Regions from separate parts of the Homo sapiens genome. Here all the other regions are linked to region 3. A link is a loop called in an ENCODE intact Hi-C map of the cell type or tissue named here. Cell type or tissue: dorsolateral prefrontal cortex. All regions are shown on one strand. Links, peaks and the distances in the headings refer to the core of each region. The heading gives the core; the rest is flanking DNA. Region 1 overlaps SRCIN1 (SRC kinase signaling inhibitor 1). Region 2 overlaps CISD3 (CDGSH iron sulfur domain 3). Region 3 overlaps ARHGAP23 (Rho GTPase activating protein 23).

Evidence for each region. Hi-C counts contacts between places; a loop is a spot of excess contacts. Peaks named below come from ENCODE experiments on the same cell type or tissue, not always from the same donor. Only the 100,000 strongest peaks of a DNase experiment are listed, where the experiment ranks them.
Region 1: a loop joins it to region 3, with 3 times the contacts of the local background. A loop is called at or near these places in 26 of 110 quality-filtered maps.
Region 2: a loop joins it to region 3, with 3 times the contacts of the local background. A loop is called at or near these places in 4 of 110 quality-filtered maps.

Annotation. Positions count from the first base shown.
Region 1 is chr17:38,580,155-38,590,462 of GRCh38, reverse strand. The region is part of intron 1 of SRCIN1 (SRC kinase signaling inhibitor 1); the gene reads left to right. Among named protein-coding and RNA genes, the nearest start is that of SRCIN1, 21 kb to the left of the region's middle. In dorsolateral prefrontal cortex, for the core only: CTCF peaks have their summits at 5,721 and 5,923 (motif pointing right); DNase peaks (open chromatin) are centred at 2,059 and 5,962; H3K4me3 peaks cover 1,319 bases; H3K27ac peaks cover 4,176 bases.
Region 2 is chr17:38,731,459-38,739,664 of GRCh38, reverse strand. It overlaps CISD3 (CDGSH iron sulfur domain 3), which reads right to left. Exons shown (of 4, transcript NM_001136498.2): 4 at 4,060-6,389. The coding sequence ends at 6,210. PCGF2 (polycomb group ring finger 2) reads left to right here. Exons shown (of 11, transcript NM_007144.3): 4 at 1-79; 5 at 412-467; 6 at 547-597; 7 at 804-912; 8 at 1,070-1,124; 9 at 1,217-1,312; 10 at 3,495-3,575; 11 at 4,065-5,767. The coding sequence ends at 4,442. It also overlaps the pseudogene RNA5SP440. Among named protein-coding and RNA genes, the nearest start is that of CISD3, 5.2 kb to the right of the region's middle. RefSeq lists enhancers at 4,215-4,742, 7,991-8,206. In dorsolateral prefrontal cortex, for the core only: CTCF peaks have their summits at 4,211 and 4,411 (motif pointing right); a DNase peak (open chromatin) is centred at 4,384; H3K4me3 peaks cover 172 bases; H3K27ac peaks cover 1,430 bases.
Region 3 is chr17:38,487,964-38,498,271 of GRCh38, reverse strand. ARHGAP23 (Rho GTPase activating protein 23) reads right to left here. Exons shown (of 24, transcript NM_001199417.2): 18 at 8,097-8,170; 19 at 7,721-7,810; 20 at 6,740-6,865; 21 at 446-487. Among named protein-coding and RNA genes, the nearest start is that of ARHGAP23, 65 kb to the right of the region's middle. RefSeq lists enhancers at 4,024-4,523, 4,524-5,025. In dorsolateral prefrontal cortex, for the core only: CTCF peaks have their summits at 5,894 and 6,105 (motif pointing left); a DNase peak (open chromatin) is centred at 6,071; H3K27ac peaks cover 3,005 bases.

The DNA of each region.
Region 1 (10,308 bases), core at 996-8,995, 92 kb before region 3:
GGAGTTTGAGACCAGCCTGGCCAACACAGCAAAACCTTGTCTCTATTAAGAATACAAAAATTAGCCAGGTGTGGTGGCACGGGCCTGTAGTCCCAGCTACTCGGGAGGCTGAGGCAGGAGAATTGCTTGAACCCGGGAGGAGGGGTTTGCAGTGAACTGAGATTGTGCCACTGCACTCCAGCCTGGGCGACAGAGCAGGACTGTCTCAAGAAAAAGAGTGGTTATCATTTCATGGCTGGTCCATATTTCCCACAGCTTCCAGAAAGCCCGATGCTGGGTTTAACCCTCGTCACTCAAGATGGATGTGTGGATTGGAGAAGGGAGGGTGGGAGTCTTTGTGTCTTTCGCAGAAGGGGAGACAGTTTATTTTTCCTTGCCTTGAAGCCTGTGCTCCACATTCCCAGATGCTGCTCTGATGGGAGAGCTCAGGTTAGACAACAAAGAGAACTTCCACAAGATGCCCCTGCTATCTGACCAGGCCCTGGCTTCCAAAGACTGCCTGACCCAGAGGCCAAGCCGACTTGCCAAGTCTCCTGCCTTTTCCAAACTGTGAACTCCGGGCTGCCCTCGCCCCATCCTCCAGAGTCTCTCGGGATACTAACAGGGTGTCCCTAGGGAGAGAGAATCATGGGCTGCAGATTCGGCTGTTTGTTCTTAGCTAGCTTGCAGGGTGGCAGAGAAATTAACCCATGAGGTGAGAGCTAAGCCTTGGGTCCCAGCAGCCCTGTCCTTCCCCATCAGCAGAGCTGGAAGCTGGGCAGAGGCTCTCCGGCCCCCTCGCCCTGGTGGAGGCGCTGAGCACCTACAGAGGTGGAATGAGGGCTGGAGGCAACCAGGTCCCAGAGGAGGGTCTCACTCATGAACATCGCCCCATTGGCTAAGCATTGGTCAGAGTAGGTGGCCTTGAGGTTACTGGGCTGACTCCTGTATTTTAAGACATTGTGTAAACACCTCAGCAAGGGAGCCCCGAACCTGGCAAAGTGGAAAAGGAGCTGAAGATGTCGCCTCCATGAGGGACTCAGGATGGGCAAGTCCCCACTGTCTTTCACCCCAAGCTGGAGATGCATCCACCTGGCGCTTTAGCGAGCCCCAGATGCCCTGCATGAGCTGCGTGGACTGGCATGACATTCTCCCTGTCTGCGTGGCATCTAAGGTGGCAGAGTGGGGCACCCTGGTGGGCCCAGGTATGTAGACCCCTGCATGTAGACTGTCATGAATACGTGTGGGTGTTCAAGAGTGGTTATCATGGCTGGGCACGGTGGCTCACGCCTGTAAGCCCAGCACTTTGGGAGGCCGAGGCAGGTGGATCACCTGAGGTCAGGTGGAGAGTGCTGGTGAGGCAGGCTGTGACTGGGCCCATGTCAGTGAGCAAGTACTGGGCAGCCAGGCGCATGCCGAGGTGCACAGGTTTGACGTAGAAGCATGAGTGAGCAGATGTGTGTGCCTGGGCGACTGAGTGTGTGCTGGGAACCCGGAGGAATCCTGCTGGTTCTAGCGGCCGAGGGAGCTGTCTGAGTGCTACTAGGTCATAGGGCTGGGACAAGGCCTCCTAGGGAGAGCCTGTCCCCATGAAAGGTGGTGTCTCTGAGGAGGATATCAAGGGCATCTTGGCAAGGCTGGGTCTCCTGCCCAATATTGATGAGCCCGTTGATGAGTACTTGGTGTTGAAAATGCTTCCCTGTGGGGAGGCAGGATGGTGGGTGGGGCTTCCACCACTCACTTCCAACAGATTGGAGTCTCTTCCCCTGGAAACAATATGCTTCCCCCTGGGCACGCTTTCAGCCTGAGGCAGCTGCAGGGAGGGAGGAAAGATCCCTTTCACACACAGAGGGGCGCAGCACTCAGGCTGGAGTGCCCCCTGGGGAGAAGACGCCCTGGCAGCCTCCTCAGAGTGATGGCAGAGCTGAGGACAGGCACCGGCCTTCCTCCCTTCCCACCCTCCAGTGTTCCCTCCTCCCCTCCCGCTCGGCCTGTGTTCCCCTCGGCTGCCTCTCCAAGGAGATGTGGAGCTGACAGGACACCTTCCCTGGGCGCGTGAGCAGTGGAGCTGCCACACAGGAGTTAGCTGGTTAACATAGTGCCGCGTGGGCACATGCCAGGGCTGTTCTCAGCATTTCCAGCTCCAGCTTCAGACTGGGGGTGACATGCTGCCCTCCATATCTCTGCCCCCTTCCTTCCCAGGGAAGCCAATTAGCCAGATCTTCATTAGAAGCCAAAAATCACAACCCCACAGTCCTGGGTCTGATACAACTCTGACAGTGGGTGGAAGGAAATCGGGCTCCGGGGTAGATCAGAAGAAACTGACTCTGCTCACCCAGGCTCTGCAGTCTGCATGCCTGTTGCCTGTTGCCTGTTGCCTGTTATTAGCTTCTGCTTCTTCTTCTTCTTCCTTTTTTTTTTTTTTGTTAAAGCAAATGAGAGGACTGAAGCTCTGAGCATCCCCTGACCTACTCAAGGTCACATAACTAGTCAGTGGATGCAGTGGTTTTTGGTAATGTCACAGATTTGCCTGCTGTGTGTGAAAGAGGAGGGGCAGGGGGAAGAAAGAGGGTTGTATATCTGGAATTCTGGGCACGGGGCTGATTTGCACATTTTGCAAGGATGGGGAGTCTTGTCTGAATGTGCAGTTCGGATGCCCTGCGGGGACCCTGATTTCTGTGTGGTGAGCATCCCCCTGGGCTGGGGGCATCACTGGGCCATGGACCCCAGCTTTTCTCCCTGTCGGCCGGGCTGCTGCGGTGTTTCTGCCTTGCTGCTGATCCTTCCTAAGGAGGTTGTTAGTCTGTGTCCTCCTGGGGCCCGTGGCCTAGAGAGGGGCTCCCCAGGCAGCTGCTTTCTGGGAAGTGGCATCGTGGAATGGAAAAATCCTTGTCCCTGAGGGCCAGGACCCCTGGGTTCCACTTTGGGCTCTGCCTTCAGCTCCTGCAGATTGGGTCAGGCTTGTACTCTGGGTGTTGGTTTCCTGCCTAGGAAAGGCATCTGGCTGGAGAGAGAGCACTGTGGTTTCCCGACACAGGACGGGTAAGGAGGGGGCCACCTCTTCCCGAGAGCTGAGAGCTGAGGGGAGGCCCCACCTCACCACCAGAGTCTGAGAGCTGCTGTGCTGTGTGGCCTGGGGCCCTGGGGGAGAGACAGCTGCAAGCAGAAGGAAGCAAGGACTCAATAGCCATGCAGAGCCAGTGCAGTTGGTGGAGGTGGCACCGAGGCCAAGCCTGGGATCTTTGAGAGTCCCCAGGACCCCACCCCACTCCTGATGTGGTGGGTGGGCCTCCTCACCCCACCCAATTCTGCCCTTCTGGGTGGAATGGCCCTTCTGCCATAAGGGAGGCCCCAGTCTGAGGGAGGAGGTGAGGGTCCTGCCCTGGGAGTGCCCAGGTCTGTGCAAGTGGACACAGTCAGCCTGGGATGGGCGAGGAGGAAGAGCTGGGCTGGGGAAGCATCTGATGCCCGCCCCCCTCCCCGGGTGCCCACCCGCAGGGAGCTTGACCCCCTCAAATCTGCTCTCCCCATGGAAAGCCCCAGCAGCTCCACCAGTAGCAGCCAGGGCCCAGGCCCCCAGCCTCACCGCTCCTCCTAGGCAGGTGTCAGTGCCTTCCCCCAGCCTCGAAGAGGTCCTTTAATTAGATTCTGACTCGTTTACCAACTAAGTGGCCTTCAGTGGGTTTTAAATCTGCACAAATTGGTTTGTGTTTTTCTGCCTACACAAAGCTGTGACTGGCAGTGCCCTGCACCCTCCCTAGCTGCCCTTTGCATCACCTCTGCTCCCAGCTCCCTCCAGGGCTCCATCATCCCCCATCCCATTGGATGCCCAGCTTCTGTGGAGCTTGGGAAGGGGGTGGCAGTATTCCCTGGGCAGGGGGATGGAAGAGACCACAGGGTCATAGGCCACAGTCCTAGTCCCCCTTCTTACCCCCACCCCTGGGGAAGGGAGTCCATGTGGTGACTCAGATTAGATCACTCGACCTCCCTGAGCCTCAGTTTCCCTTGCTGTATGATGAGGAGAATCAGCCTGCTCCAGACCCTTCTCCATGGTGGCTTTATAGATCAGGGCTGGGAGGTGGAGGAGGGGACAACAGGTGTATCACCTGCCAAGAACCACCTGACACCTCTTGCCTTGTCCATCTCCCCCCGCCCCCATCCACTACAGTGCCCAGGGAGTGGGCAGGGCCCACGCTGGGGGGATGGCCTCGATCCTCCCTGGCCTCGACCCTCTTCTCTGTCCTCCTTGTCACCCTTGGTGGGGAGGGGAGCTGGCATTCCTTGAAGACAACTTGCCTGGCCTTGCCCCATGTCCCTAGTGCCCTGCCCTAGTCACCAGGAGTCTTTATTTTCTAGCCATCTCCTCCATGCCTTCAACTCAGCTCCTTCTCCTCCCAGGCCCTGTCTCAGGCCTTCTGTCCAGTGGGCTCCCTTCCCACTTCCTCTCTGTCTTCCCTCCTAGTCCAGGCAGACTCTCCTGAAGTGGAGCCTGACATTCAGGGGGTGGGGCTGGGCTGGCAGGGAGTGGGGATCACCGTGGGGAGGTGCAGAGTTTCTGGCCCCCGCTCTGTGCCAGGAGCTAGGCAGGAGCCCCCTGTCTCCAATCCTCAGTCCAGCTGCCTCCTTCCCCCCATCGCCCTTCCCCCATCACACGCCCTCATCTCCGAGGCTTTAGTTGGAGTGACAGGGAGACTCAACAGGGCGCTGGGTATTAGCAATTTGGGGGGATATTACACAGGAATGTTTACAGAAAGGCAATTGCCCGGAAAATGACTTTGGTTGCTGTGGTATGGGGCGGAAAAGATGGTTTTAGAAAACAGACACAGATGGGCTTCTGATCCAAGGACCCACAGCCAGCCAGCAGAAACTGAGGAGTATGGGCACACAAGGAAGGCAGAGCCAGGGGCACCCAGGGACAGGGAGGCCGATTCCTTCACTAGCAGGGGAAGCAAAGGATCCCCTCTCCTAATTCGGGTTCCCAGAGCCTCTGCCTAGTTTGATACATATCTGGTCCCGGTTGACCTTTGTCCTCTGGCCTCCAACCTCCAAGCACACCGTGTGCTTCCCGACTGCAGCAGGCACCCAGCAGGATGGAGTCATCATGCACAATCGAAGGTGGCAGTGCCTCGGGGCTCCTCCTGGCTGACTTGGGCTCCTGTAGCATTGGCTGCAGAGGAGGGACTGGGGGAGCCTCATGCTGTGTGTTTGTGTGTGTGTGTGGGTGTGGCCTAAGGCAGGCAGGTCCTCCACCCTTCCAGCTGTCTCCATGCTCCTCTCCTGCTGCCCTGCCTAGCCCCATGTCCTGTGGGCTTGTGAGTTGGTGTCTTCACCCTGAGTGCCTCCTGCCCTCGCTTCCTGCCAGGGCTATAACCCAGCTCCTACCCCTGCCCAGGCAGTGGGTCGGGGCACACATGTGACAGCCTCTCAGGTCCCCAAGGGAGGGGTTTTGTCCAGCCTCCTTATCTCCACAGAGAGGGTTACAGGGACCTGATTTCCAGATCTTGAGTTTGGGGCTGGGGAGGACTCACATCAGGGGCCCCAGAGAGTTCTCTTCTCCCTTTCCTGAGCTGGTGGCTTCGTTCTTCCTCTACTTTGTCCATTTGCCTCTCTCCTTCCTTCTCCCTCCCTCTCCTCTCCTCTCCCCGTTCTCCTCCTTTGCAGATGACATCATGTGTGAATGTTGCCCAGGGGCAGCCAGAGGACAGAGTAGAGGGTTACATCCGGGGTAAAGATGCCAGTTGGGGACCGGCTTGGTGGCTTATGAGATGGTGTCACTAAGATGTTGGGATCTTAATTCTCATAATCAGTTACAGTGATCTCATGTAAAAGAATGTGGTGGAGGATAAAAATAAATGAGGCTGATAAATAAACGTAGAATTTGGAATTGTTCGGACAAATGACAACGTCACTCTTCCCAAGCACCTGTGCCGTCCTCCTAGCCGGCCACTGGGGGGCGCCCGCCACTTCCCGGCCACCCCAGCCTCAGGCCACTTTCACCTTCCGCGTTTCCCAGGCGGGGCAGGCTGAGCTGAGGGTGGCAGAACCCGCCTTCCTCACCCTGCCCTTCCCCTCATTCGGATTCTGGATTTCGCCAGTTCTTGGCATCTTCCCTGTGGCTTGAATCTCGGACTCAAAAAATATAGTCAGCCTTGCACACTGAGGTTCCTTGGAGAAAAGAGAAGCCCTGAGCCCCCTCCCTTATGTCTCTGGTTTCCCCAACCCCATCCCTGGGTTGGGGGGAACCTTCAGGCCCAACGCCCCTCCACCAGGGTATCCTAGCTTTGCTTCCCTTCCCCCAGAGTTCCCTGCCTCCGTCTCTCTCTATCGCAATGCCCCTATCCCTCTCCCAGCAGAACCCAGCCATGCTTAAGACCCCAGCCCGGGTCTCTCATGCCCTCCCTGCCTGGAACAGGACGCATTGATCTGTGCAGGGCTGGCAGGTGCCTGGATCCGCTTGCTAGATTGGAATCGATCCCTGTGTCTTTTCCCTGGGCTGCTCAGGTCCGAGGGGGGTCAGGGCCACTCCGAGGACTTGCTGATGGCTGGAACAGGCGTAGGGGTAACAGGGAGGTCAGGCTGCTACAAGCCCATCGCTGCTCAGGAATGTCTTTCATTGAAAGCAACCTACTTTGGCCTGGCGCGGTGGCTCACGCCTGTAATCCCAGCACTTTGGGAGGCCGAGGCGGGCGGATCACCTGAGGTCAGGCGTTGGAGACCAGCCTGGCCAACATGGTGAAACTCCGTCTCTACTAAAAATACAAAAATTAGCTGGGCATGGTTGTGGGCTCCTGTAATCCCAGCTACTCAGAAGGCTGAAGCAGGAGAATTGCTTGAGCCCGGGTGGCAGAGGTTGCAGTGAGCCGAGATCGCACCATTGCACTCCAGCCTGGGCCATAGAGTGAAACTCTGTCTCAAAAAAAAAAAAAAAAAAAAAACAGAAAATGAAAAAAAGAAAACAACCTACTTTCTCTACCATTGTCTTGCCAGCCTCTCACTTAGTGCCCAAAGGCAGAGTTTAGACGTTAACATCCCCATTTTACAAATTAGGTTCTTAGGCTCAGAGAGGGAAGATATTTGTTGACTGAATGAGTAAGTAAATTAATGAGGCTGGGTGTGTGTGGTGGCTCATGCCTGTAATCCTAGCACTTTGGGAGGCTGAGGTGGGTGGATCGCTTGAGCTCAGGAGGTGGAGACCAGCCTGGGCCACATGGCAAAACCCCATCTCTACAAAACAAAACAGACCACCAAAATAAGCTGGGCATGGTGGCACGTGCCTGTGGTCCCAGCTACTCAAGAGACTGAGGCTGGAGGCTAGCTTGAGCCCAGGTTGAGGCTGCACTGAGCCATAATCGCGCCACTGCACTCCAGCCTGGGCAACAGAGTGAGACCTTGTCTCAAAAAATAAATAAATGGCTAGCCTGGGGTCTCAGAAAAGTTGCTAAGACACCCAGGGTGTCTCTGGCCTGGGTTTTTCTCTCCCAGTGTTCTGATTTCAAGTGCCTGGCCTGCTGAAGGAGTTAAAATCATGCCTGAATCTTCAGAGCCCCCCCAGGAGGCTGGTCACTGGCTTCCCTCTCCTAAGGACAGGATGCTCCCCCACCCTCAACCAGAAGCCCAGGTTCATCCTCCCAGCTCAGCTGGGGCCCTGCAGAAAGAAGTTAAATCTGTACAAAGTAGGAAGCCAGGACAGCTAGGCTACCCAGGCGTTCCCTTCTCCCCGAGCCTCAGCTTACTTTTTTGTTATATAAAAGCCAAGGATCTCAAAGGTTCTTAAACAGATTCTAAAGCTTTTCACATCAAAGCTCCTCCTTGCCACCGCCCCTCAGAGAGAGCAGATCATCTCTCCTGCCCCCTCCCCTCTCTCTGCCACCCCTTAGTATCTAGCTCCTGCCCGCCTCACCCCAATAGCCCCAATGCCAGAGCACCTGAGGGCTGAGCGACGGCCTGGAGGAGGCAGTGAGGGGTAGTCCCTGCTTCCCTGTCTGTGCAGGCTGCTCAGCAGCCCCTCCCCACTGCCAACTGTGAGATTTGTGGGACTGCAGTCATATAGTGCAGTTGTGAGCTCCATGCCCTACCCTCTGCCTGCTCCAGCAGCTGGGAGCTGGGACCTCTCCCTGCCATAATCTGCCTGGGAGAACTGGGTGACCTGGGGACCCTCCCACTCCACAGTCACCACTCATCTCAGGCTGGTACACTGTTTGCTCCACCCCAGACACACTGAGATCCCCCAGGAGGTAGGGAAGGAGGTGCTGGCATGAGGAGGGGGTAAGAGAGGGGATGAGGAGCTCTTTTGGCTCCAGGAAGGAAGCAGCTGGGAGATGATAATTGGAGACCTGTCCCAATGTTGTCCTGAGCCCTAGGAGGGCAGAGGAGCCTGGATCTCTGGCATAAGGGGCAGGGGTCCTTCTGGCTCAGGCAGGACTAGGCCTGAACTGTGGAGCTGGATTCCAGCAGCAAGGCCACGGCAGAATCCACAAGGCCTGGGCAAAGGAAAGGCTCTTGGCCTCAGAGGGTCCCCTCCTTCTCACTTGTACCCAATGGGCTGCAGACCTCTGGCTGGTGGTGAGGGTGAGTGGAGGAGGAGGAAGGTCAGGGGTTATGGGAGGCAACCCTCTGACTTTGGTTGGAGCTATTTCTCCAGCGCCCAGGGAACCCCCAGCCTTCTCATGGAGGCATTATTCAGGCCACTCTCCTTTAGCCACACTTCTGGCCACTGTGGGTTGCCACAAGTACCTCAAAGACAGGGACTGGGCCCTCAGGAAGATGGCCCCAGTGTTCCCAGTCTCACTCAGTCAGGGTCTATTTCACGAATTACCATCATATCAGGAAACCTTTTGTACTGTACTAATGCAATATACGTTTTTGTTAGCTCACTTTGAACTTTAAATTTACTTAAAAGGAAACTTTATTTCACTACCATCCCAAGGAACTATATCCATGAAATCACTGGTTTGACCTTCTAATTGGGGCTTTTTCTAATCCTTATGAAAATAAAGGTATTTAAAAAAAAAAAAAAAGACCTGGGTGTGGTGGCTCACACTTTTTTTTTTCTTTTTTCTTTTTTCTTTTTTTTTTTTTGAGACAGAGTTTCACACTGTCTCCCAGGCTGGAGTGCAGTGGCGTAATCTCCGTTCACTGCAACCTCTGCCTCCCGGGTTCAAGCATTTCTCCTGCCTCAGCCTCCCAAGGAGCTGAGATTACAGGTGCCCACTATCACTCCCGGCTAATTTTTTGTATTTTTAGTAGAGATGGGGTTTCACTATGTTGGTCAGGCTGGTCTCGAACTCCTGACCTCGTGATCCACCTGCCTCGGCCTCCCAAAGTGCTGGGATTACAGGTATGAGTCATCGTGCCTGGTCCGCGGCTCACACTTTTAATCTCAGCACTTTGGGAGGCCAAAGTGGGAGAATCACTTGAGCCTAGGAGGTTGAGACCAGCCTGGGCAACATAGCAAGACCCCATCTCTAAAAAAAGGAAGAAATTCACTGGGTGTGGTGGCAGGCACCTGTAATTCCAGCTACTTGGGAGGCTGAAGTGGGAGGAACTCTTGAGCCCAGGAGCTTGAGGCTGCAGTGAGCTATGATCACACCATTATACTCCAAGCTGAGTGCCAGAGCAAGACCCTGTCCCCCCAGAAAAAGAAAAAAAGAGGAAGGAAGAGAAGACATAAAATAATGTTCTTCCCAAAGTCATCTCTCATGTATTTGGACCTTATTTTGGGGAGCACAACAGAGGATGGTGACCATGGTGAGAGGGACCACCCAAGACCCAGGGCCATGGTTGGGGATAGCAGCAGGTCAGTGAGGAAGTCCACACATGCCATGTGGTGCTGTCAATGTTCACTCAAGAAACAGTCATCGTGGAGAGTGTGGTGGCACAAACGTAATAAATATTGAGATCAAATCAGGCCTCTTCCATTCAGTGTTGCTTTAGGCTTGTCAGTGGACTTCTCTGAGTCTCAGTAGCCATTTCTGAAATGGGGACCATGATAACACCCACCTGATGGGGTGTAGGGAAGGAAGCATGCAGCCATGAGGCAGGTGGTCAGGCCCTGGTGAGCTGCGGCTCTCATGCCCATGGGAGCCCTTCTTCCCTTGGTTCGGTGGGAGGTGCTGGGTCCTCGCAGGCTCTGTGCCCCTAATGGACACAACCCAACCATTGCCCAGGGAGGGGTGTGTATGTGTGTATGTGTGTGTGTGTGTGTGTTGGGGGCAGGTGGCTTTTCTTGAAACCTGGCTGAATCTCCTCTTTCCTCTGTGGCTGGGCAGGGGATGGCAGACCTGGCAGCTGTCCATAGACCTCCTGACAGTGGATGCTTGGCGGGAGGAG
Region 2 (8,206 bases), core at 1-8,000, 240 kb before region 3:
TGCGCTACCTGGAGACCAACAAATACTGCCCCATGTGTGACGTGCAGGTCCATAAAACCCGGCCGCTGCTGAGCATCAGGTGGGCTTGGCACGGCACCTCCTGTCCCCGCGATCCTCTGGGTCAGCCTCCCCCATCCCTCCCACGCTCCGTGCTTCCTTCAGCCAAGGCGGCAGGTGTAGGAGAAGCATGGGGTGTGGACCTGGGCTACTCCCCGACCTTGGGGTTACATTTGGCTCATCACAGGGTGAGGCATACTAGAGGGGCAAAGACCAGACCCACAGGGATCCTAATGCCTGGGCACCGGTCTCAGGAAGGGGGTGGGAAGAGGGGTACCCTGGCTGGGAGAGCAGGGCGAGGTCGGAGCGCTCTGGAGAAGGCATTGCTGATAAGCCCTGTCCATTTTTCCCCAGGTCTGACAAAACACTTCAAGACATTGTCTACAAATTGGTCCCTGGGCTTTTTAAAGGTATCTGCACTCCATTCCTCCTCCACTGACCCCATTTCCCAACCCATGGCCCTGTCCTCATCCTGCTGCCTTCTTCCAGATGAGATGAAACGGCGGCGGGATTTCTATGCAGCGTACCCCCTGACGGAGGGTGAGTGTGCTCGCGTCTGTTTGTGTGTGCACAGTCTTGCCTGGGACCATGTAGGTGTGTAGCGCTACCCCTCACCCTCTGACCTCCTCCGCGCACACCTCTCCAGAAGGTGGCTGGGCTCACCTGGCTGAGTTCATGATCTCTGGGTCCTTGGCGGGCTCCCTTCCTACATCCTCCGCCAACCCGAGAGCTCTTTCCTTCTGCAGTCCCCAACGGCTCCAATGAGGACCGCGGCGAGGTCTTGGAGCAGGAGAAGGGGGCTCTGAGTGATGATGAGATTGTCAGCCTCTCCATCGAATTCTACGAAGGTGCCAGGCAAGTCTGGCCCAGGCTGGCCCCTTCTGGGTTCCTAGTCTGGGTAACCCCTTCTCCCACCCAGGACCCTCTCTGGATGTGTCCATTGAGGGATCATCCTCCTGGGTCTCCTGGTTCTTCCTGGGTCTTCCTAGCTTCATTCTTTCTCCGTCCCCAGGGACCGGGACGAGAAGAAGGGCCCCCTGGAGAATGGGGATGGGGACAAAGAGAAAGTGAGTGCTGGGGCCTGCCCAGGACTGGAATGTGGGCTGGGAGGGAGTGGCCTGGGGTGGATCCCCTACCATGGGTGCCTGTGCCCCAGCAGACAGGGGTGCGCTTCCTGCGATGCCCAGCAGCCATGACCGTCATGCATCTTGCCAAGTTTCTCCGCAACAAGATGGATGTGCCCAGCAAGTACAAGGTGGGTCCCTGGGCCTTTCAAAAAATGAGTGTCTGTGTATGGGTGTGTCAGACAGTCTGTGCAGCCCAGCCATTGGTCAGAGCTGGCTAGGTGTCACCCAGGGCTTGCGCGGTTAACTGAGCCCATGCGTTAACAGAAGGGTGGTTGAAACCAAGATTGGGGGCAGTCTAGGGGTGTTGAAGTCAGTGTGCAGTGGTGCATGGGACCAAGACGGTGTGTATGTGTGCATGTTGCACACTCGGAACTGTGGCAGAGGTGAGTGCAAAAAACGCAGGGCCTCCTCAGGCTGGTTGGCTGTGGGAAGGCTAGTCTGAAATTCCAACGGAGCTCCAGGACATAGCTTTTCAAGCTTGAATGTATATGTGTCCCCTGGAGATCTTGTTAAAATGCAGATTCTGATTTATTTAGTAGATTCCATATTTCCTTTTTTTTTTTTTTTTTTGAGATGGAGTCTTGCTCTGTCACCAGGCTAGAGTGCAGTGGAGCGATCTCGGCTCACTGCAACCTCCGCCTACCGGATTCAAGCGATTCTCCTGCCTCAGCCTCCCGAGTAGCTGGGATTACAGGCGCCTGCCACCACACCTGGCTAATTTTTGTAGTTTTAGTAGAGACAGGGTTTCACCATGTTGGCCAGGCTGGTCTTAAACTCCTGACCTCGTGATCCACCCCACCTTGGCCTCCCAAAGTGCTGGGATTACAGGCATGAGCCACGGCACCCGGCCAGATTCCATATTTCTAACAAGCTCCTAGGTACTGAAGGTCCATGGATCACACTCTAGGACAGTGGATCCTAAACTGTTGCCTGTTAAATCTCATGAGTTAACTCACATCTTACCAGTTAAGTCAGAATTTCTGGGGGTAAGATGCAGGCATTGATTTTTTGTTTTTGCTTTTTTTGTTTCCCCTTTGTCACGCAGGCTGGAGTGCAGTGGCATCATCTTGGCTCACTGCAATCTCCACCTCCTGGTTTAAAGTGATTCTTGTGCCTCAGCCTCCCAAGTAGCTGGGACTACAGGTACATGCCACCACACGTGGCTAATTTTTGTACTTTCAGTATAGACAGGGTTTCACCATGTTGGCCAGGCTGGTCTCCAACTCCTGGCCTCAAGTGACCCACCCGCTTCAGCCTCCCAAAGCTCTGGGATTACAGGTGTGAGCCACCGCACCTAGCCAGGCATTGGTGGGTTTTTGGTTTTTTGTTTGTTTGTTTGTTTTTTGAGACAGAGTCTTGCTCTTGTTGCCCAGGCTGGAGTGCAATGGCAGGATCTTGGCTCACCGCAACCTCTGCTGACCCCCCGGGCTCAAGCGATTCTCCCACCTTAGCCTCCCGAGTAGCTGGGATACAGGCATGTGGCACCACACCCGGCTAATTCTGTTTTTTTAGTAGAGACGGGGTTTCTCCATGTTGGTTTGGCTGGTCTTGAATTCTCGGCCTCCCAAAGCTCTGGGATTATAGGCTTGAGCCACCGCACTTGGCCTAGGCATTGGTGTTTGTTTTTTGTTTTGTTTTGTTTTTTTTGAGACGGAGTCTCGCTCTGTCGCCCAGGCTGGAGTTCAGGGGCACTATCTCCGCTCACTGCAAGCTCCGCCTCCCGGGTTCACGCCATTCTCCTGCCTCAGCCTCCCGAGTAGCTGGGACTACAGACACCCGCCACCACGCCCAGCTAATTTTTTGTATTTTTAGTAGAGACGGGGTTTCACCACGTTAGCCAGGATGGTCTCGATCTCCTGACCTTGTGATCCGCCCGCCTTGGCCTCCCAAAGTGCTGGGATTACAGGCATGAGCCACCGCACCCGGCCACATTGGTGTTTTTTAAAGCTCCCTGGGTGATTCCATTTTGCAGCTGGGGGTGAGAGCCAGAGTTCCAGGAGATCCCCCTGAGCCTTTTCAGCTCCTCTGGGCGACCTGCCAGAGATAGGAGACCCAGACAGCTGTGTGCATGGTGGGACCAGAGGCTGCTAACAATAGGGGAAACTTCTCTGGAACCCTTCCTGCCTGGTGGTCAGGAGTTATGTTGGAACAACTCTGACAGGGAAGTCAAATCCACAGTGAAATCCCAGAGAAATAAGGGACCATCTGTAAATCCACCCTTCCCATTGCCCCGCCTCCCAGTCCCCCACATTCCCAGCCTGGAGCCCCGAGCTGGCCAGGGTCATGGTGTCCTCCGCTTCCCTCCCCCAGGTGGAGGTTCTGTACGAGGACGAGCCACTGAAGGAATACTACACCCTCATGGACATCGCCTACATCTACCCCTGGCGGCGGGTGAGCCAGCGAGTGGGGCGGGCAGGGAGCAGACTCCCACAGGGTCTGGCATAGGTCTGTGGCCACATGGGCCACCCTTCTGTAATCAGAGACAGTCTGTCCCTTATCCCATGAGCTGCATGTCCAGGGTGGCTTGCTACAGCAGGTCAGCCTCTGGGCCATCTCTTGCGGATGACTTTCCGCTCAGGAGACAAGGCTCCCTGGGCAGACGGTGTCCCCAGATTTGGGGGCAGAAATAGGTGCTGGCAGCTGCCGTGTGTTTGCCTCCCTCTCTCCCGTCTCCTCTCTGACGGAGTCTCTGCTCTTAGACCTTTTCCCTCTCTGGGTCTTCATGCACCCTGTATCCTTGTCTCTCTCCTCTCCAAGGCCCCATCCCATCCCTTTTTTCGAGTTTGGACACTGTGGGGTGGAGATGGTGGCCCTTTAGTTGGACTCTGTCTCCTGATACCTTCCCCTTCCCTGTGTCTCTCCTCCCCACTCTCCCCGCAGAACGGGCCTCTCCCCCTCAAGTACCGTGTCCAGCCAGCCTGCAAGCGGCTCACCCTAGCCACGGTGCCCACCCCCTCCGAGGGCACCAACACCAGCGGGGCGTCCGAGTGTGAGTCAGTCAGCGACAAGGCTCCCAGCCCTGCCACCCTGCCAGCCACCTCCTCCTCCCTGCCCAGCCCAGCCACCCCATCCCATGGCTCTCCCAGTTCCCATGGGCCTCCAGCCACCCACCCTACCTCCCCCACTCCCCCTTCGACAGCCAGTGGGGCCACCACAGCTGCCAACGGGGGTAGCTTGAACTGCCTGCAGACACCATCCTCCACCAGCAGGGGGCGCAAGATGACTGTCAACGGCGCTCCCGTGCCCCCCTTAACTTGAGGCCAGGGACCCTCTCCCTTCTTCCAGCCAAGCCTCTCCACTCCTTCCACTTTTTCTGGGCCCTTTTTTCCACCTCTTCTACTTTCCCCAGCTCTTCCCACCTTGGGGGTGGGGGGCGGGTTTTATAAATAAATATATATATATATGTACATAGGAAAAACCAAATATACATACTTATTTTCTATGGACCAACCAGATTAATTTAAATGCCACAGGAAACAAACTTTATGTGTGTGTGTATGTGTGGAAAATGGTGTTCATTTTTTTTGGGGGGGGTCTTGTGTAATTTGCTGTTTTTGGGGGTGCCTGGAGATGAACTGGATGGGCCACTGGAGTCTCAATAAAGCTCTGCACCATCCTCGCTGTTTCCCAAGGCAGGTGGTGTGTTGGGGGCCCCTTCAGACCCAAAGCTTTAGGCATGATTCCAACTGGCTGCATATAGGAGTCAGTTAGAATCGTTTCTTTCTCTCCCCGTTTCTCTCCCCATCTTGGCTGCTGTCCTGCCTCTGACCAGTGGCCGCCCCCCACGTTGTTGAATGTCCAGAAATTGCTAAGAACAGTGCCTTTTACAAATGCAGTTTATCCCTGGTTCTGAGGAGCAAGTGCAGGGTGGAGGTGGCACCTGCATCACCTCCTCCTCTTGCAGTGGAAACTTTGTGCAAAGAATAGATAGTTCTGCCTCTTTTTTTTTTTTTCCTGTGTGTGTGGCCTTTGCATCATTTATCTTGTGGAAAAGAAGATTCAGGCCCTGAGAGGTCTCAGCTCTTGGAGGAGGGCTAAGGCTTTAGCATTGTGAAGCGCTGCACCCCCACCAACCTTACCCTCACCGGGGAACCCTCACTAGCAGGACTGGTGGTGGAGTCTCACCTGGGGCCTAGAGTGGAAGTGGGGGTGGGTTAACCTCACACAAGCACAGATCCCAGACTTTGCCAGAGGCAAACAGCCTTCCAATTGCCCCTCCACCCCCAGCTGAGGCCCGGTCACCTGGTCAGGACAGAGCAACTGCATCTAAAAGCACAAGAAGACAGAAACCTGTAAGCTCTGACCCCACCCCCACCCCTTGAGAGGTCAGCGGACCACCTCCTTAGGGACAGACCCTGGCAGGTCGCTGCCCACCGAGATTTCCTCAAGTGTGCATAGATCTGAGAGGAGTCGGGAGTCGAGACTCGAGATTCCATCATAGCGTAGGTGTGTGGGGTTGGGAGCCCCCTGATGGGCTTGTCTGTGTTTGCACCTTGTCCTGTGTCTGAGGTCCTGTGACTGTACCCTCCTTTGCCCTGGGACATCTGTATCTCTTGGCTTTGTAATAAATGCTGCATACTTTCTGGAGCCTGTAGTTCTTTGGGGTGGAGGGAAGAAGGGAAGGGTGCCTCTCATCTCTGGGTTTAGCCTGGCTTGGGGACCCCATACAGAATGAATCTGAACTGCCCTCTCCTGTGGCTGGTCAGGTGCCCCCAGCCCACAGAGAGGTTAAAATCTGGAGCAGGAGGCAGCACGTGGGCCTCATAGCAGTGACTGCAGGACTACCAGTCTGGTTGGGCAGGCTTGTTTTTGCCATCTTCCCCATCAGCAAACATTGAACCAGGGCCCACTCCCGCCTGCCCCAGACTGGAGACTTTTAGGTTATAAGGAATAATTCTTCCTTCATGAGCCAGCAGTGGGTACCAGAGTCTCTTGGGCTCAGCACCTGTTTCCTTTCCCACAGAAGGGGGTGCCTGTCAGAGGCCTGGAGCCAAGGCCACCTGTGGCTGGACAGCAGCAGCCCCCTCAGAGTGGGGAGCCCACTTCTGCCTTCTGCACGCGCTCACTCCTGTGGGTGCCATCGCAGTACGGGGGCCTCTGAGTGGCCTTGCAGGTACAGAGTGCCACCATGCGGGTCTCTTGGGCCTTGAACTTGAGTGGAGATAGGCCAGTGCGTTGGAAGAAGTGGGAGCCGTCACAGAAGGGCTGGTGGGGGAAAGACAGGAGTCAAAGACCTGACCCCACCTGCTGGGGCAGGGCAGGGCAGGCTGCAGGAGCTCAGGGGGAGTGGAGCACAGTGGTTAGGGTACAGGCTCCAGAGCAAGACTGCCAAGGCTCACTGAGTGACCTCTCTTATCTGTAATGTGGGGGTGATAAGAGTAGAGTTGTATGAGGAAATAAAATATGATCGTGATGCACTTTGCCTATAGTAAGTGTCTGGTAAGTATTTACAGAGTCTTTATAGCATTAGTCTCTGGGACACCCAGAGGGCCAGGACACTAATAGAGTGTGAGTGTGTGTGTGTGTGTGTGTGTGTGTGTGTCTCTGAGTCTCCACTGGATCATGAAATTCATTTACTTCCCATGTTCCTGGGTTAAAACTTCTTTGGGCTGGAGAGTACACTGTGGTAGCAATTTTGTTTGGCTCCAGGGAATAACTGGGCACGTGACAGGGAGTGAAGGTTACAAGGAGGAGGGGATGCCCCATAGCAAACTGGCTGGCTGGCACAGAAGTGTACTCCCCATCCCAGAAGCCGCTCAAGCAGAGACTGGGTAATGGAAACAGGCCCAGAAAGGTGACATGCCTTGCTAGCTGAAGGCAGAGCTGGTGCCAAGGCCTTTTTTTTTGACAGGGTCTCACTCTGTTGCCCAGGCTGGAGTGCAGTGATGCAAACACGGCTCACTGTAGCCTCAACCTCCTGGGGTCAAGCGGTCCTCCTTCCTCAGCCTCCAGTATGGCTGGGAACACAGGCCTGCCTCCATGCTAGTCTTTGGTGGGGGTAGAGGCATTTGTAGAAGCGGGGTCTCAACTTTGTTGCCCAGACTGTTCTTGAACTCCTGGACTCAAAAGAGCCTCCTGCCTTGGCCTCGCAAAGTGCTGGGATTACAGGTGAGCCACCTCGCCTGGCTGAACCAAGGCCTCTTGACATTGGAGTTAGGGTGGGATGGAAAGGAGATGAGAGAAGCGTGCAAATAGAAACCAGCAACTTGTCTTAGAGGGCTTGAGGTGCATGGACCTAAGTGGGACTCAAGGACCCTGGGCTGCTGACACCATGCCACATAGCTTGAAGGAATACCAGTCAGAGCTCTGCTCAGGAAGGAAAGGGGCCAGGGAGGCAAACAATATGGGCAGGTTCCTGCTGGGACGAAAGGCTCCTGGGCAGAAGGGGAAGCAAGTGGGGCAGGCAGTGAAGCTGAGAAGACAGCAAACTGTGGCAAGCGGCCAGGAAGTCCCATAAACTGAGAAGGAAGAGTTTTCTGGAAGAAGAGTAGAGAGGGGCACAGGGGAAGGCTGGGAGGCTTTGGAGGCAGGAGAGCCTGAGCAGAATCTCTTCCCAATGTGTCTATGGCCATACCACCCTGAATGCGCCCAATCTCATCTGATCTCGGAAGCTAAGCAGGGTCAGGCCTGGTTAGTACTTGGATGGAAGACCGCCAGGAAATACCAGGTGCTGTAGGCTTTTGGGGTTCAAGGCCTGGGAATCTGTGGCCCAGGCGCTTCCTGGAAGGAGACAGGGAAGGGCCAGGTGAGCTTCGCCATGCAGTGCACCTCTGAGAAACAAACAGCTCCAGAAGAGCCCACTGGAAGCCTGGCCACACCAGGCTGGCTGCGTGACTGAGTTTCTGTCTCTCTGGCTTCATTGCAAGGGGTAGATGCAGTGAGCTTAAGGTTGCTGGTGGCACTGGCCTTTTGTTCCCAAGCCCCCTTGGTGTCCCTCAGGTATGTGTGGGAAGAATAAGATCATCCTGGGTGGGAACTCACTGGAGACACCAGGCTGTTCCTAGCCAGAGGTATCAGTAGGA
Region 3 (10,308 bases), core at 1,133-9,132:
CGGGCGCTCTTGAGGATGATTCCTACATGTCCCCTATTAGACAGTTTTGTGCCTTCCTCAACACCTGGGAACCGCGAAGGCCAGAGCGGCCCCTTCAGCTAGGGGCAGGAGCTGTGTCTCCCGCACCAGACTGGAACTCCTCCAACCTAAGTCCTTCTCAGTAGCCTGGAGGGCAGGAGCTGCCTTTACTCCTGAACTGGGTTCCCTCTGAGCAAGGCCTATATCTCCCCCATTTCGACTGGGGATTCCTGAAGGCAAGCTTTGTGCTTCTCTATCAGACTAGGGGCTCCTGAGGAGAGGGTCTGTGTTTCCTCCACCAGACTTGAGGGAAGCCTCAAGGACAGACACCTTCCCCGGCTTAAGTCCCGCTGCCTGCCCCACCCCCAAGGACTGGGGCTCACCCCAGACCAGCCCCCATGCCAGCCCAGCCCGCGGCATCACTTACTCTCTCTCCCTTGTCCTCTTCGTCACTGAAGAACCAGTCTGACTGCAGAGAAGACAAAAGGAAGGGATGAAATCAGCATGGGAAAGAAGAGTCTCTTCCACCTGCTCATTCCAGAGGACCCGCTCAGGCGGCAAGGGGCGCCTCTCTCTCAACAAACCCCAGGCTGGCGGGGCTGCAAAAGAGGGCTCAGAGGGAGCTTGACGGACCCTAAAACCTGACTCCACAGACTATGAAAAACCCTGGGGGAGAGAAAAGGTGGGACCCCAGTGTGGGAGGAGACACGGCAGGGAGTGGGAGCATTCACCTCAGACAGGAGATAGGCTTAGGGAGAGCTTCGCTTTTACTTGCTTTTCTCTAAACACTGTCCTGGGCACACCCCTGTGGTATACTCCCCACAGCGAGCCGGGGGGCAGGGAGGCACCAGTGCCGTTAGTGTTGGCCAGGTCCATGGCTGTGACAGCCGAGTGTGCCCCACGCCACCTGCCACCCATGGGTGCCACACTGACAACAGGGGTGTCACGTACTCAGCCCAGAAAAGGAAATGACAGGAGAAAGGCGTTGGAGGTTTCCTGAGGGGCAGGAGGCGAGAGCTTTCTCATAAAGGCCAAACAAGAGAGAAAATAAAGACCCCCACAGTTTAATATATTTTGTAAAATTTGAGAATCTTGAAGATAAAATTCTAAGTTTTCTGAAAAAAAAAATCCAGATTGCTTATAAATGAACACGTATCACAGGTACTTGGAACTTTCAGCAGCAAAACACAAGAAGACAAGAAAGTAAGTTTTGACGTGTTGAAGGAACCTAGAATTTTATACCCTGCTAAACTCTCATTTAAATCTGAGTGTAAAATAAAGCTATTCTTTTTTTTTTTTTTCCAACAGAATCTCACTCTGTCACCCAGGCTGGAGTGCAGTGGTGCAATCTTGGCTCACTGCAACCTCTGCCTCCTGTGTTCAAGTGATTCTCTGGCTTCAGCCTCCCAAGTAGCTGGGATTACAGGTGCACGCCATCACGCCTGGATAATTTTTGTATTTTTAGTAGAGATGGGGTTTCGTCATGTTGGCCAGACTGGTCTCAACTCCTGACCTCAAGTGATCCGCCCACCTCCACCTCCCAAAGTGCTGGGATTACAGGCATACCACAGATTGTTTTAATCACCCCTTAAGTGAACCTCCTGCTCTCTGGAGCCACCACACCTGGCCTTGAAATAAAGCTATCCTGAGACATCAGAAAATTTACTACACAAAGACTCTCTTAACTGAATACTTGAGCAAGTAAAGAGATGACCTTCGGCAAGCTCCAAGAAATAACTAAGGCACTTTTGGCTTTTATTGTATTTATGTATTTATTTTTGAGATAGGGTCTCTCGCTGTTATCCAGGTTGGAATGCTGTGGCCTGATCCTAGCTCACTGTACCCTTGAACTCCTGGGCTCAAGAGATTCTCCCACCTCAGCCTCCTGAATAGCTGGGACTACAGGCATGTGCCACCTTGCACAGCTAATTAAAAAAAAAAAAATTGTAGATTTTGGGATTACAAGCATGAGCCACTGCACCCTACCACTTTTGGCTTTTAGATGTGGTGGAAGGAAGACACAGAAACTGATAAGCATTAGAAATTGATAGTGACAGGCCCGGTGCAGTGACTCACATCTGTAATCCCAGCACTTTGGGAGGCTGAGGCGGGCGGATCACCTGAGGTCAGGAGTTTGAGACCAACCTGGCCAATATGGTGAAACCCCATCTCTACTAAAAATATAAAAATTAGCTGGGCATGGTTGTGCGCACCTGTAATCCCAGCTACTCAGGAGGGTGAGGTGGGGGAATTGCTTGAACCCGGGAGGCAGAGGTTGCAGTGAGCTGAGGTCGCACCACTGTACTCCAGCCTGGACAACAAGAGTGAAACTCCATCTCAAAAAAAATAAATGAATAAAAATTAAGGCAATTACCCTTTACCCCCCTCAACACCTATGAAAGAAGAGGAACAGGCAATTTATAATCTCATTATGTAGACTTAAAACACACAAAGAATATTATATATATTTAAGGGTAGCCATGCATTTACAATAAGTGGAAGGTGTCCTGGAAGGACACATATTAGCCTATTAAGAGTGGGCACCTAGGGGAATGAAGAGGGGAAACAAGGGGACTTGCCTGAGCATACGCCATGAGCCTCAGTTATTATCGCTCATGATCTGACATGTGATTAACTCAAACAGCACAGGAAGGCCAGAAGGGAAAGAAGAAAGAGATAGAAGAGAAGACAGCAAAGGAAGATAAGAAAAATGCAAGCTCTGGCCGGGCACAGTGGCTCACACCTATAGTCCCAGCACTTTGGGAGGCTGAGGCAGGTGCATCAGCTGAGGTCAGGAGTTCAAGACCAGCCTGGCCAACAGGGTGAAACCCCAGCTCTACTAAAAATACAAAAATTAGCCCGGCATGGTGGCATGCACCCATAATCCCAGCTACTTGGGGGTGCTGAGGTGGGAGGATCACTTGAGCCCAGGAGCTGGAGGCTGCAGTGAGTGGAGACCGCGCCGTTGCACTCCAGCCTGGGCGACAGAGTGAGACTCTGTCTCAAAAAAAAAAAAAAAAAAAAAGAAAAAGAAAAATGGAAGCTCTGGAGTCAGTCATCTTGGTTCAAGTTCACCTTAGCCAAGTTACTTTCCCTCTGTAAGTCTATTTACTTATCTCTAAAATGGGCATGATGTGAGTACCTCCTTCTAGGCCTGAGGAGGATTGAGATGAAATACTGTATGGAAAACGTCGAGTGCAGCACATTGTTAATGTATAATAGATGTCAGCTACTGCTATTCAAAAGTGTGGCTTCCAGAGACAGGCTGACCAGGGGAAGCCTGAGGATCGGCCCAAAGAAGCCAGCCGTTAATGCAGGTTGGAAGGTGCCCAGAAGTACTCTGCAAGCCACAGCGTCTACAGGAAGCGCCCGGGTGGCCACGGCTCTCAAGAGGAATCCACACTAGTTCCTGCCACCCTGTTTCTGCACGTGCTGTTCTTTCCGCCTGGGATGCCCTTTCTCCCTGCTCTGCCTGGCTAAGTTCTCATCATGGTCCTCTAAGGCAGTTCAAGAACTCCATGACTACGACCCCAGCCCTGCACCCAGGGCCGGGGTGGGTCCTTCTGTGGGGCTTCCTTGGGCATAGCCCAGAGCACAAAGAGACGCAGCTCTTACTTTGATAAACATTATTAAAAGAATAAATGAATGAGAAGCATCATTTTTTTAATGGATTTTTGTGTGTGTGTGTGTGTGTCAGGGTCTCACTCTGTCACCCAGGCTGGAGTGCAGTTTCGCAATCTCGGCTCACTGCAGCCTCCCACCTCAGCCCCCCAAGTAGTTGAGACCACAGACACGCACCACCACACCCGCTGGCAATATTCCTTCTGAGCAGGCTCCCATTCACCTCCGTGTTCCCAGCACGGGGATCTGTCTCTGGCGTGGAATAATGACCACGACGAAGAGGATGACAGTCCGTTCTCACACGACACTTAGGACCTGCCAGGCACCGCCGCGAGTGCTTTAGCAGACATTCACAACGATGTGAGGTAAACAGTATTGTCATCTCTGCTTTACAGGTGTGGAGACTGAGGCACAGCAGGTAAGGAACTTGTCCAAGGCCACACAGCACATAGGAGCAGGCTGGCCCCAGAGCCACTGCCGTCAATCCCCCCACCCCAGTGGGCACTTGGCAATGTCTGGAGACATTTTCGATTGTGACAACTAGAGTGATATTCCCAGCATCCAGCAGGTAGAAGCCAGCGATGCTGCTAAATGTCCTGTAACACACAGAACAGCCTCCCACAAGAAAGACTTATCTGGACCCCAGCGCTCACTAGTGCTGAGGCTGAGAAACATTAGGTATCGCTGCCTTTGCTGAGTGAGTCCCTGAGCAAATGCCCTGGGTGATCTTTGTTTGGGTTCCATTTGACTTCGTAAACATAGGTAGGGGCTCCTGGCAACTTGCCCGCTGCAAGATCAGACACCCAGGTTTGCTCTCCTCTCTGCTCTGCCATTATCTTGCTGCGTGGCCCTGGGCAAGTCGCTGTTCCTCTTTACCCCTCAGTTGCCACGCTCTTTCCGACCTGAAGACTGGTCTGGGTACCCCAAGTGACAGCAGCACTGCCCTGGCTATGGAGCCTCCAGGCTAGACAGAGCTGGCACGCTTGGGTGGGCAGGCTTTCAGGGCTTGCAGAGTGGGTGGCTCATTCCCTCGACAATCATCCAGGGCTGGTTACGTTCAGATGCCAAGGAGGCAGAGAAGGGAAGGACACTAGCTCAGTTAGCTCTCGGGAATGAATCTCTGAGTAGAAAAGCCCAGCCTGGCTGGGCGTGATGGCTCACACCTGTAATCCCAGCACTTTGGGAGGCCGAGATGGGAGGATCGCTTGAGTCCAGGAGTTCAAGACTAGCCCTGGCAACATAGTAAGACCTCATCTCTACAAAAGAATACAAAAATTAGCCAGGTGGTGTGGTGGTGGCATCTCTAGTCCCAGCTACTCAGGAGGCTGAGATGGCAGGATCGCCTGAGCCTGGAAGTGGGCCGTATCTGCCCACTGCACTCCAGTGTGGGCGACAGACTGAGACTCTATCAAAAAAAAAACAAAAAAACAAAAAAAAAGCGAAAAGAGAGAGAGAGAAAGAGAAAGAAAACCCAGCCTGACGTAACCTCAATTAGCAATTTACTCAGTCATTTATACTCCACAAACACTGAGTAGCCACTGTGTGCCAGTAGTGTCAGTGCTAAATGAGACAAACTCCACCTTCTCCACCCTGCCCAGAGCAGGGACTCCCCCTTGGGGCTTTGGCCTCCTTCCTCCCTGAAGGCTGCAGTTCCTGACACCTCAGCTGACCTCAGACCTTGGGCTTCCAGGGACTTCTCCAGGAGCACAGGGCCAGACACCCATTCTTCCCTGCTGCTGCCCCCAAAACACACCCTCACGGGAGGTTCCGGGGCTCCCTGGTGCCCTGGAGAGCTAAGCTTTCCCAAGGCCTCATCAGGATCCCCGACGCTGCAGGGCAGCCCTGGCCTCCCAGACAGCTCTGGAGTGGTGTTCCCAGTGTCCGGATGCAGCAGGCTGTGATCTTCCCTCCTGTGGCTCGGAGCCCTGAGCATGCAGTGAAGGAGGGAGATGGGCAAGCAAGGCTGTTAACATGGCTCAGCTGCTCACCACCTCGCCTCCTTACCCTGGCCCCCTCCCTCCGTCCCAAGCCAGCTCAAGGAGGGACCCAGGAGTCTGGCCTTTGGGTTGATAGCAGGAGGAAAGCACAGGCTTTGGTTAGTCAGATCTGGCTTGAAATCTTGGGCTGCCACTTATTAGCTGTGTGACCATGAGCAAGTTGCTTTGCCTCTCTGAGCCTGTTTCCTCCTCTGTAAAATGGGGGTGATAGGGCCCAGCTTTCCTTCCCTAAAGTGTCTAGGGGGCTTGGGACTGAGGCTTCCCTTCCTCTGACCAGCTGCCAGTCTTATTTCCCCTGGCAGGAGGGGCTCTGTTCTCATCCTTTGTGGGCTGTAACAAGAATTGGAAATGGAAAATCTACGATTCATAATGATATCCGTGTGCACACCAGAAGGCGGCAGTGCTGCCTTAGGGTTGGGCTCTCGAAAACCAAGGCCTTCTGCGCCCTCTGCTGGCCACTCTGGGTTCTCCTCCGCCCATGCACAGTAACAAGAACCTACAGGACCAGGGCTGTTGGCATCCAGGAAGCCATGAGAAGGGAGGTGGCCAGCCCAGTACATGCCAAGCACTGGTGCAGGATCCTGCCTCAGGCCAAGGCCCTGTGCCCTGCCCCATCCACCCCTTGTTACCAGGAACATCACCACTATCTCCCCAAAACCTCAGTGGGGCCAGCAGGGAAAGTCACTAGAGCCGGGGCCTCCTGATATCAGGCCAGACCTTGGCCCCCGTCTGCTCGTGTCTGCCAGGACACCTCTCCAGGGGCCAACTTCTGAAGCTGCCCCTTCCGCCCTCCACCAGTAGCACCTTCCCTGCCCTTCCTCCTCTTCTACCTTTCCCAGGCATCTCGGAAGCTCGGGGGCCTCTTGACTCTCCTGCTGGGGACACAACATCCCAGGGCAGCAGGGATTCCAGGATCCATTCCTGCCTTGCCTTGAAATGCAGCCCATGGCTTTGGAGGAGTATATACCACCCTAGCAGCATGCTCTAAAGCTGCCGAGCCCTTCCTGGGGCACACTCCGCCAGGCGGAGCAAGAGCGAGGGGCTCAGAGGAACATGGCCTGGGCCCCAGGGGCTGCCGGGCGCCCCCCGGAACAGGGGCTTACGTGCTGGATCAGTGTCTCCACGATCTTGTAGCGGTCAGGCATGTGGGTCACCATGTCTGTCATGTTGTCCTCAGACGTCCTCACCAGTGTCGGCCCAAAGACCAGGGCCAGGTTCCGGGGTTCCATCTGGGCAGCAGGGAAAGCAGGTCACTGTCAACATCCTGACCTCAGTCCTCCCTCACTCTGGCACCTGAGGCCTCTGTCCCCAACTACATCCTCACCAGTCCCCAGCTTAGAGGGTGGACACCCCCTTGTATGGGCATGGAGATGCTTGATGAGTAGAGCACAGACCAGATTTCAGCCCCTTTCATCCCCAGGCCCAGCAGCCATGAGCAGTGCCCAACCTGCACACCTATACAAGGCAGCCCTGAGTGGTCAGTGCCAGCAGTGGGAGACCCTGCAGTAGGAAACATGTTGGAGGTCCCAGGGGTTATTTTAGGCCTGGGAAATAATCCGATCACTTCCAGGTGCCTGTAATCCCAGCTACTCGGGAGGCTGAGGCAGGAGCATCGCTTGAACCCGGGAGGCGAAGGTTGCAGTAAGCCGAGATCGTGCCAAGGCACTGCAGCCTGAGCGGCAGAGTGAGACTTCGTCTCAAAACAAACAAACAAACAAACAAAACACAAAAAATCCTATCACTCCCCTCATTTTCCCCACTGCAGAACCAGAAGGCATAAGGGGTTTGATGAGGAAAATGCAATGCGAGGGACTTGAGCTAAGTCGGAGGATGGCAATGCATCGGATACGGGGGGCCGGGGTTCCCTGCCTCTGGAAAGCCCTCAGAAACTCAGGAGATGGCTCTCTGGGGGAAAGCACTGACCAGCATGTAGGAGCGGGGTGGGGACGGAGCAGTCATAGGAGGAGGGCGTGCCTAGAGGGGCCTGAGTTACTGGACCTGCTGGAGCTCAGTGCGTGCTGAGGGCCCTCACACAGTAAGTCCGTGCTTGCCTCCCCCAGACTCCATGCGGGACTCCTACCCACCTTGTTTTTCTCAGAGTGGTCAGCGATGGTCTTGAGATGGCCCACAAGGAATTTGAGCGTTTCATAGTAGTGTCCTGGGAGATCCCGGATCTGAGCAGGAGAGAGGAGGGGCATGGGGACAGGCTGTAAGGGCCTGCCCCTGTCCCCCGTCATCACCATGCCCCAAAGATCTCCCACTACCATGCCTCAGGGAGTCTGGAACCTATCCTCTAACCCCCCGTTCTCTTGTATGGACGGGGAAACTGAGGCCCTGAGTGGAGCGGGGCTTCTCCAAGGCCACAGGGGTCGTGGGCAGCACCGGACTCCCTGCCTCCTGGGACAGAGGTGCTCAGGCAGCTGCCCCACCTCGTGTCTGACAGCACCTCTCTCTCCTTACCAGCTTCCGCAGCGTCCTCATTCGCTCCCGCGCGTCCTCAATGCGGTTGGCCTCGATGAAGTCGTTGTATTTGTCTAGAACACAGCGGAGACTCTTTAGAGAGGTGGGGGCAGCGCCTTCCCCTGTTCTCCCGGCCAAGGGCCCTGCTGGGAGGGCTGTGTTTTGAACTCCTCCAGTTCGGGGGCTCCAGCGTGGGCGACAGCCTCTTGTGTATGTGAACACACCCACCACAGCTGCACTCACCACAGCTGCACTCACCACAGCTACACTCGGGTGTGCACCTGACCTGGGGTAGCCCAGCTGTGTTCATTTGGGAGGCAATACCATCTGAGCTGCATGCTGATCCCAGAAAAGGGGTCCCTGCCCCCGTCTCCAGGACATGGACACCAAGGTTCAGCAGGTCAGAAGAGAAGGGCACCTGGAGAGGAGGAGGGGCTTCAGACAGCCTCCACCAAGGATTACCCCAACTCCCTTCAGAACAAGTCCATGGGGACCTTTAAAAAATGGAACATGATAAGCCTATTCTGAAATTCATCTGGATGAGCTAACGCACAAAGACAGCCAGGAATAGTTTTTAAAGAAAGAGTAACGCGGGAGGATCTGCCCTACCAGGGACTGAAACATCCCGAATGGATGGCACAACTGAAGCCGGCTGGCACGGCAGAAAAGGCAGAGCAATGTTAAGGCTAGAAAGGGGGGAAGCGGGCCATATGGATATTTATTATATGATAAAGGCAGCACTTCCAATCGGGGGGAAGGATGGGGGCCTCAACAGATGTCCCCGGGACAAATGGCTACCATCGGGGGCGGGGGGATCATTTCTAGCTCACAATACACAAATGCAATCACACGGCAGAGCCAACTGTGAAAATTATAAAAGCACTGGGGAAAAAGTAAGAAAATATTTTTATAATCCTAAGGCCATCCTAAACATGAGATGCAGAATCCATGAAGAAAAGATGAACAGCTTTGGTCACATTTTAAACAATTGTTTTCGGCCAGGCACAGTGGCTCACATCTGTAATCCCAGCACTTTGGAAGGCTGAGGCGCATCAGCTGATCACTTGAGATCAGGAGTTCAAGACCAGCCTGGCCAATGTGGCAAAACCTCATCTTTACTAAAAATATAAAAATTAACTGGGCATGGTGGTAGGCGCCTGTAATCCCAGCTACTTGGGAGGCTGAGACAGGAGAATGGCTTGAACCCGGGAGGCGGAGGTTGCAGTGAGCCGAGATCGTAACACTGCACTCCAGCCTGGATGACAGGGTGAGACTCAGTCTCAAGAAAATAAATAAAATTAAATAAAAATAAAATTAAAAATTGTTAGGCAGGGCGCGGTGGCTCACGCCTGTAATCCCAGCACTTTGGGAGGCCAAGGAGGGTGAATCACCTGAGGTCAGGAGTTCAAGACCAGCCTGGCCAACGTGGTGAAACCCCGTCTCTACCAAAAATACAAAAATTAGCTGGGCATGATGGTGGGCACCTGTAATCCCAGCTGTTCGGGAGACTGAGGCAGGAGAATCGCTTGAACCCAGGAGGCAGAGGTTGCAGTGAGCCAAGATCACACCATTGCACTCCAGCTTGGGCGACAAGAGTGAAACTCTGTCTCAAAAAACAAAACAAAACAACAACAACAAAAAATTTGTTTTCAGTTTCTATACTGCAAAGTGAAAGGCAAATGGCAGGCCAAAGCAAATATTTGCAAAAACTAACAAAGGGTTAATAGCTGTAAAACACAAAGAGCTTTTCTCCCGCAAATCAACATAAGAAAAAGATAAACAACGCAACAGAAAAATGGGCACATGGTCTGATCGAGCAATTACAGAGAAAATAGAAACAGCCAATATGCTAATGAAAAAAGATTTAATCTCCCTAGTAATGAGGGCAATGAAAATAAAAACAATAATGAGATACCATTTCCCTTATCTGATTAGCAAAAGTTTAAAATGTTAATAATATTTAATGCTGTCTGGGTGAGGTGGCTCAAGCCTAAAATCCCAGCACTTTGAAAGGCCGAGGCGCGATGATCACTTTAGACCAGGAGTTGAAGACCAGTCTGAGCAATGTAGTGAGACCCTGCCTCTACCAAAAAAAATTTTTTTTTAATTAGCTGGGTGTGGTGGCACAAACCTGTAGTCCCAACTACTCAGGAGGCTGAGATGGGAGGATCACTTGAGCCCAGGAGGTTGAGGCTGCAGTGAGCCATGATTG